Regions from separate parts of the Mus musculus genome. Here region 2 is linked to region 1. Evidence: chromatin contacts called from ENCODE Hi-C or POLR2A ChIA-PET data. All regions are on one chromosome and are shown on one strand. The core of a region is the stretch at or near the end of the contact, and the rest is flanking DNA. Distances in the headings are between cores, read along the strand shown.

Region 1 (4,537 bases), core at 1,237-3,736:
TATGTTTAGTGTAAGAAATCTCATAGACAATAAAAGATCAACCATAAAATTTACACAAGTGTTTAGACATTTAAATAAAACAGAGATCCTAGGAATTGAATTGTCAATATAAAACTTATTTCTCCCATTTTCTTGTTTCTTAACCATTGTTGATATTTCCATGCCTCCCCTTCCTCTTTCTGCTCCTCTTCCTCCCCCTCCTCTTCCTCCCCCTCCTCTTCTTCTTCCTCCTCCTCTTCCTCCTCCTCCTCCTCCTCCCCCTCCTCCTCTTGGGTGTTATAACTGTCTTTCATCCAGCACACTGTATAGCTGAGGATGACCTTGAACATTTAATCCTCCTGCCTCCACCTTTCATGCGGTAAGATTGTAGCTTTGCACCATCAAATTCAAGTTATGTGGTGCTGGGAATCAATCTTGGGGCTCCCTCCATGCTAGAGAAGCTTTCTCCCAAGTGGGCTACACACTTTGTCTTCTTTATTTCTTTTTCAATAGTTCTTTTATACAGTAAAAATAAACCAAGTAGGCAATCCTAGCAAAAGTCCTTTGCTCACTGTAATATCTCAGAAAAAAAATGTACAATTCTTATCATAGTTATCCCAGTATCAATAAGGAACTTAAGAGTAAACTCAAACAAAAGTAGAGGGAAATCTATCAAAGAGACATTGAAGAGGAGCTTGGATCTGAAGATTAAAATGAAAAAAAATCCAATATTATGTTGCATTGTAAAATAATAAAATTTATTTTAACTGTTACATAAGGACATAAAACTTAGAAATACTGATGGAGTAACATGTAGTGAGTATATGTATATACTGTCTAACATTTAACCAACATTAAAATTGTTATCTCTTTAGGTATTTGTTTACTTCCTACCTGTGAAAACTGCAAAATATTTCTTTAAATATTACTGGTGTCTATAATTGCCCTGCTATGGACACTAGAAATCCTTGCTTTGATTAATACTGGGAAATGAAGAAGAGGGAGAACTGTGTAGAAGTAGGGCCTTCTGGGAGCTGTCCAATGTACCGACTAAGCTTACTCTTTAAAGGGAACTGATATCTTTCCTGAGTCTCCTTGAAATCACAAAATATCCATTTACATATTTTCTGCTATTTCTTCTGACCTACCTAGGAACTGGATTTTTCAACGTGTTGTTTGCCTCCTAGGAGGTTTAAAAAAAAAAAAAAAAAACAGATCTTTACACCGAGTAATAAACTAGCTGTTAGTAAACCAAAAGATGGAAAAAATAAAGTGTGTGTGGACATTCGGGACATACAAAAATCAGAAAAACTTCTTAGTGTATTAAGTTTAGAATCTCTTCTATTTCTGTGGATAGACACCAAATTTCCCTGAAATTTCAGTAAGGTATAGTTTTCCTTCTAAAACCTTACTTTGGTATACAAAGGAGTGAGGGTAGCAGCCAGATCAAAGTGTCAGGATTTTTCTTTGTTCAAGAACAAATGCTTGATTGGCAATTTAAAAGTTCGAAGGCTAACTCCCTAACAGAGAGTGAGCTGTTCACTCTCTCTCTCTTATTAAAGCTAAATCGAATTTTTCAAAGGAGGCTTGCAGGGTCGGGGGTAGGGGGAGGGAGGCAGGAACGGGGAAGACAGGGACAGGACGGTGATACTTTGTCCCCTAAGGGGTAATTACACAGTAAAGGGCTTATGCAGTAAATGTCTGGAATCTCCGTTTTATATTTCTTTATCACCATAACTCTTTTCTTCAAATATAACCCTCCACAGTGGAGGATAAGACCAGGGAGAGTCAAGTATCTCAATTGTCAGTCTGATTGTGTTCAAGCCGACTTCAGAAGTCAGGGTCTGTAACCAGGCAGTGAGTTGTTTGCGATGTCCTAGAAGGAGAAAAGACACCGGTTCCAACAGAGACACTGGGGAATGTGATCGGCCCCCTAGCCATGCTTACTTAAGCTAATGGAAGGTCTTGCCTTTCAGCAGCCGCTGTGCTGGGATACCAGACAAACAGCTCCCCTCGACCCCTGGCAGGAAGGGCCTCTCTTCTGGACATCATTAAAAGCGCATGCCCTTATTTCACATCCATTGGCAAATGGAGGCAAGATTCAGGACTCCTATCCTGAAGCCAAGGAGAAGCCATCGCAGTGGAAAGATTTTGGCTTTGAAAATCCAAATCGAAATTAAAGACCTATACGGAATAAGGAACCAAAAGAACATTGAATGGATACTGGGATGAGACCAGAGACAAAAAAGCACAGCAGGTAAGAACTGGGGCCTGCTGCCAAGAAGGAACTGCCCTGCAGAGGTGGTGCAGCAAGGGGGGGAAATACCTTAGAGCCTGAAAGTCTGCCGCCTTGAGCCTTCTGTGAATGCTTGAACTTGTCATCTTCTATCAGCTTACAGAAGAGGGACGTTGCCCTAGCCTTCAGTCTCCCTGCTAAGAATCCTTTTTCAGTTTGGTTATAAATGTCTCCCCGAGTTTGGTGATGATACGCTGCAGGAATCAAGGCCACCAAGGAGCTCTATCGGCAGCTATGCCATTCCTGCAAGAAAATCGGTGAGATAGACGCTGAGTGATGGCCGCCTATCCAGAGAGCTGCTTGGATGCTACCGTGCTGAACTTCGTAGCAGATCTCTCTCTGGCCTCTCCCAGACACCCTCTTCTCTGCGAGTTCCCACCTGGGGTCCCTTTTGGGGACCGAACACTGGGGTACAGAGAGGGAAGACCTGGGAGACTGTCGCAGTTTGATGAAAGATATCAGGAAGTAGAGGGGGACGAAGTGGAATATGAGGACCCAGAAGAGGAGGAAGAGGAGGGAGAGGGGCGCGGCAGAGTAGCATCCTTGCTGGGCCGCCCCAAAAGAAAAAGAGTTATTACTTATGCCCAGCGCCAGGCCGCCAACATTCGCGAGAGGAAGAGGATGTTCAACCTAAACGAGGCCTTCGACCAGCTGCGCAGAAAGGTACCCACCTTCGCTTATGAGAAGAGACTGTCGAGGATCGAGACCCTCCGCTTGGCCATCGTCTACATTTCCTTCATGACCGAGCTCCTGCAGAGCAAGGAGGAAAAGGAGGCCAGCTGAGCGGGGAGGGGTGAGCCCAAGAGACACTCCCCCGCCTCATCGTGCTTGGCGGGGTGCGTCTGGAAGGCAGAGGGGCCGCTGGCCTTCTGAGGCGGGGTTTGAGATGGTAAACTCCCCACTCGCGGCAGCTCTGCAGTGAATAAGTTGGGGATCCGGCACAATAAGGGTCTAGCTGGGCAGGTTGGGAGTTCCCGGGGTCAAGGATTTAGGGAGTTAGAGCTTCTTGCTTGGAGCAGGTGGGAAACTGGTCTGCTCCTCCACGGACCTCTGGTGATCTCTCCTCCTTGCTCCTTTTCAACAGTAGAAATAATAAAATAATCGCTCGCATGATTAGTTGCTGCCCCAATTCCATCTCCAGCTGGGGCTTCATTCTAGCAAGCGCACAGGTGAGCACACCTAAGGCAGAGACCAGGGGAGCGCTCTTGGTGCAACTTTCTCTTGGTTCTTTATGGGAACAGTCCTCTCAGACTACTTGGGGGGTGGGGGGACAAAGAGGGAGTGAGTGATGCAGGGGCCGAACAAACTCTCAAAATATGGCCTCTGAGAAGGATCCCTCTCCCTCCCTCATCGCCATCCCCACACCACCCTAACACTGGGTGCTGTGGAAACTCCCCTACCTGAATTGTTTGCAAGTGTACTCTAACTTGTCCCAGTTAAACGCAGTCCTCAGTGAAAATGGCCATTAGCCTTTTGCTCAGAACTAAACTCTGTTCTTGTCTCTCCCGGTAAGGGTGGGAGGTGGGGGCGGGGTTCTTCCTTCGGGTGCACTTTCCACACTGGCACCCCCAAGGTCTTGGGATTCATGCTTTCAACAGTTGCCTGTGGCAAAGGGCTAGTATCTCTTAATAAGCTACAGCAATCCTGTGCTGGTAAAATAATTTTAAATAGTGGGTAGGAACAGCCGTCTTTCAGGGTTTTTTTTTTTTTTAAATTAGATACTTTATTTACATTTCAAATATCCATTTTTTACACTTTTTATTTACATTTCAAATTTCCATTTCAAATTACATATCAAATACATATTCCCTTTCCTAGTTTCCTCTCAAAAAACCCCTATCCCCTCCCCCTCCCCCTGCTCCCCACCCACTCCTGCCTCCTGGCCCTGGCATTCCCCTATACTGGGGCATAGAACCTTCACAAGACCAAGGGCCTCTCCTTCAGGTGATGGTCGACTAGGCGATCCTCTGCTACATATGCAGAAGTGAATGCTCACAGTCATCCATTGGATGGAGCACAGGGTCCCTAATGAAGGAGCTAGAGAAAGTACCTAAGGAGCTGAAGGGGTCTGCAGCCCTATAGGAGGAACAACAATATGAACTAATCAGTACCCCCCAGAGCTCCCTGGGATTAAACCACCAATCAAAGAAATCGCATGGTGGGACTGGAATACCAGTCCATCTTTCAGTTTTAAGCCATCGAGGGACTATTGGGATGAGATAACTTCTGATGCTTTTGAGAATGCCTGCTGATGGAGGTTCT
Region 2 (3,958 bases), core at 899-3,398, 38 kb after region 1:
ATTGAAAAGGGATTTGTTCTTTCAAAAGACTTGTGCACATAAGATACCTGTTCCTCCACAGGAGATGGAAGCTTGGCCTATAAACACAATTTAAATGAATTAACAGTTACCCAGTTTGGGAAATGAATAAGATTCCCTTTTCTGAGTTTAAGAGGGATGATCATGGAAGGCCTTGTTAATACTAATGTGTGGCCATGCCAGGATCTCAACACACAGCAAGAGTTTAAATGTTTGCTGTCTATACAGTAAAAATGTAAGGTAACTGTGCTATGCCTCTTTTTTTTTTTTTTTTTTTTTTTTTTTTTTTGGTAACTGCAACACATCCCTAAATCATTTATACTGCATCTGGCTTATTTATTATATAGCTTTCTGTAGGGCTTTATGTTTTAACAAAAACTTAAGGAGTTAGAGTAAAATTTTCTTCCACAACATTAAATCCAATTTTAGGGTTTATCTTGTTCTTAGAATTTCCTCCAAGCTGAGAGAGTGAGAATTCAAAGAGATGCCATTAACGGGTAACCAAAATTTTCAATACCCATAACCAGATAAACAGGCAGGTCCTTTCATAGCATTTAGTCTCAGTACCTTCTGAATCCTATCTAAACCATGTCACCAGGGTGCACTGCTTTGGGGTGCATATATTCTTATCTGGTTATAGCCCCTAAACATCTTGGATTCTGACCCTGTAAACAGATCCTCCCCCCCCCCTTGGATTTGCTTGCTCTTCAAGGAAACATTAGATTGAACCCCCCTTGACCCCCCACCAATATAAAGATTTCTTTGGGGGACTTCCAGGTCTTCATTTTCTAAAACATACCACCATACAACCTCTCTCTCCCTCTCTCTCTCTCTCTCTCTCTCTCTCTCTCTCTCTCTCTCTCTCCCTCCCTCCCTCCCTCCCTCCCTCCTCCTCTCCTGTTTTACTCTGTAACTTAAAGGGCTGGGGACTTTTGTGGAAACCATTTCCCCACTGCAGATTTAGCAGTGAGACGAGATCCCTTAGAGTCCTGTGGGTACAGCTCTGAGACAGTCTGGCAATCCACTCCTGGGGGCAGAGTCCTGCCTTCCCTGACAGTATTCTTTAAAATGTTCTTGTAAATCCCATTTGTACTTTGAACAGATTTCTGTTAGCCTCCTGCTTCATTCCACCCCTGACTTCTCTTGCCACTCCCCATCAACACACACCTTTTAAAACTTCTGAGTATTGTAGCACAGAAAAGAGACCCAGGATGGAGAAGAATCCTTCCTCTTCCTTCTTTCTCTGCAGACTGAGTGAAATTTAAAACACATCTCATAGATCAGTTTTCCTCCTCTGATGTTAGACACAGTCCACGACCCGGATTTTCAAATAGCCAGGCAGGAGTCTGCAATATTTAATCCAGCCAGCTATTAAATGTCCTCAGGCTAAATCAGGAACACAAGAAAGAATCCTTACGGGATAATGATACCAAGAGCAGTTGGGTGGAGGGAGGGGGAGGGGCAAATAAGGGGCAGACAACTCCAGAAATATCTTTCACTTGAAAAACTCTGGTTTTAGAACTCCTGTCAGAATAATAACAAATCGAAGAAACCTGAAAGAAAAAGTCTTTGCTCAAGGATATAATTTTAATGAAATACAACAACAACAACAACAACAACAACAACAACAACACACACACACACACACACACACACACACACACACACACACACACACTTAAAAACTGCTTCAGAGACTCCGCTTTTCCTTTACCTATTAGGGACTAGGAGGGTCCGTAACGTGATCCCGTCCCTCTTCCTGCCGCCCCTTCTTTCCCCAATTAAACCAAAACGGTTGTAGTTAGGAGCCTGGCCGGCGGGCTGAGGCTGTTCACTACATCTCCGTTCCTGCTCCAGCGCTTGCATTTCTCCAAAAGCCAGCCCCAGTGGGACTGGGCCTAGAGGTTCTTGCCTTTTCACAAAGGAAGGAACCTTCACCTGGAAGCCGACTTTCCCGGTATCTAGCAGGGGAAGGCAACAAATGTAGCACCAGGCAGATGGTGTTCCCCAAATCTGCCTGCCAAGGCTTCCCACTGACCCGGCCCAACGGTTTTTGTTGATTTAAACCTTCGGGAGGAATTGCAACTGCGAGAGCAAACGGGGTTGAGAGTAGGGGAGTAAAGCCAGGAGGCCGAGCTGGAGAACACCCGAGAAAAATGCAACATTTGGGAAGGGGTGGGGGGTGCAACCTTTTAGGCAGCAGGGACCAGGCATTTTGGCAGCCGCATCTGTCACTTGAAGCAGTGGACAGATAAAACCATCCCTGATCAAAGAGGTTCGTTCATAAATCACCCCTAAGAAATGGATGGTAAGGAGTAAAAGACACGTGTCGAATAATCTCGACCCCGAGTAGGCTTCCTGCCACGCGGTCCCTGCCGCCCCTTCCCGTGGTTTCCAGGCGCCTGGGCTCCCAGCTGGGAATGGGGGTGCTCTCCTTCCTGATTCTCCCCTCCCCCAGCCCCGCTGCCCCCTGGCCTCCGCCTCACAAGTTCTCTGAGGCCAGCCAGGTTTCGGGTTTGAGATTTCCACACGATCTTGACTCTGGACTGACCAGGCAAACAGCAGGGCAAGAGGATGGATGGAGTCTTTATTTAACTCTGAGGAGACAAAAGAGTGGGTCTCGCAAAATAGAAGATGTCTCGCTTCCAGGTCCTGTCCTTAGATTCTTCTTCTTCCTACCCTCCCCCACCCTTACCCTCACTGATCTTTATTCCCAGAGAACTCAAATCTCTGCAAAGTGTTCTGGGCAAACCATGCGCGGAGGGTAGAGTTCAGCCGGAGTTGAAACGGTCCTGGCGTGTGCGTTCCGGAATATTTGGGTTTCGCACGCAGCTCAGTCAACCCTGGTGCTCTGTCTAGGAGTAGTCGCTGTCCTGGGCACTAGGATTAACTCTGTTCTCTTTCTCCCTCCCACTGGTCCCGCACCTGCTTCCTCTGGTTGACACAAAGCAGGCGAAGGCGAAGGTCCAGTTCGTGCGCTGAGTGTCCGGCCAGCTGTCTGAGGACACCGGGAACGCGTGAGGGGAGGGCTGAGCGTCTGGTGTCCTAGTCCCCAGTATAAGCCATGCTAAGGAACTTTGTGAATCGGTTTGCAGGGTTTACAACAACAGACCCCTACACCCCAACCCTTGGTTCCCCCCACCCCACCCCGCAGCTTCAATGTCTTGTAGATAAGCGGGATTTTGCATATAATAGGTGTTTATGGTTCTGGAAACTACTCTTTGATCTGGGATTTGAGGGGTGGAGTGTCTGAAAGGTCTCTAGACGCTTGTCTGATTTGAATGCTTTTCAGGATGATTTATGGCAAAAGGCTCATTTCTGACACTTCCAGATGCCAAAGCTTTCTTACCCGCCAGAAATGCCAAGGAAACCTGCTTCAAACGGCCACTCGCAGAGGTACCTATGACACCTAAGGCTTTCTTGCCTGTCATCCCAAACTGCCGGTGTGTTCTGGCCACCTAGGGAATCCGATAGCTTTCCCTACCTTGTAGGGAGTGGGGCGGGATCTGAGGTGACTAAACTATGGCGTGAAACCGAAGTACCCGCCTGCAAAGTTAGGCTTCTGCAGTAAGTCTATTTTATGCAATTAGCCACTAGCTCCCCGCCCAGTCGGTGGTTTGGCGTTAATGCGATTTGACCCCCCTCCCATGTGAAGTAGGGCAAAAATAAGCCCTCCGCTGGGACCCCTGGCAGTTTCAGCCTCCAGCCTCGGCCCGGGGCCGAGGCAGAGTGGTGCGAGGTCCTGATTCCCGCAGGGTGGGGGAAACCGGCAGCGTCCAGAAGCTGCTCAGGCTTGGGTTTGGGGGCGAGGGGGGGTGATGTCTTTCGGAAAGCTCCCTGCAGGCTCGGGACAGCGATGCGAGGCCAGGAAAAATAATCCTAGCGACTCATTTACTGCAAACTGCACGGTGAGGTTGGAAAGCTGGAATGCGCACCGCGG

What was found. Hi-C counts contacts between places; a loop is a spot of excess contacts on that map. ChIA-PET counts read pairs that join two places held with the same protein, here RNA polymerase II (POLR2A).
Region 2: a map of left cerebral cortex shows a loop between it and region 1 (2.4-fold over the local background). The contact joins the enhancer-like site here to the promoter of Ferd3l in region 1. A Hi-C loop is called at or near these places in 1 of 37 maps with a recorded cell type or tissue (left cerebral cortex). POLR2A ChIA-PET finds 5 or more read pairs at or near these places in 2 of 5 experiments (both embryonic stem cell).

What each region holds. Positions count from the first base shown.
Region 1 is chr12:33,925,939-33,930,475 of GRCm38, forward strand. It overlaps Ferd3l (Fer3 like bHLH transcription factor), which reads left to right and starts at 2,487. Exons shown (of 1, transcript NM_033522.2): 1 at 2,487-3,372. The coding sequence starts at 2,552. The coding sequence ends at 3,058. All of the region lies in intron 1 of Gm40383 (a long non-coding RNA gene), which reads right to left.
Region 2 is chr12:33,964,756-33,968,713 of GRCm38, forward strand. No RefSeq gene overlaps it. Among named protein-coding and RNA genes, the nearest start is that of Twist1, 9.1 kb to the left of the region's middle. Within about 2 kb of position 2,149, at least 1 of the 3 ENCODE cell types and tissues checked has a DNase peak (open chromatin) inside an H3K27ac peak, as active enhancers do.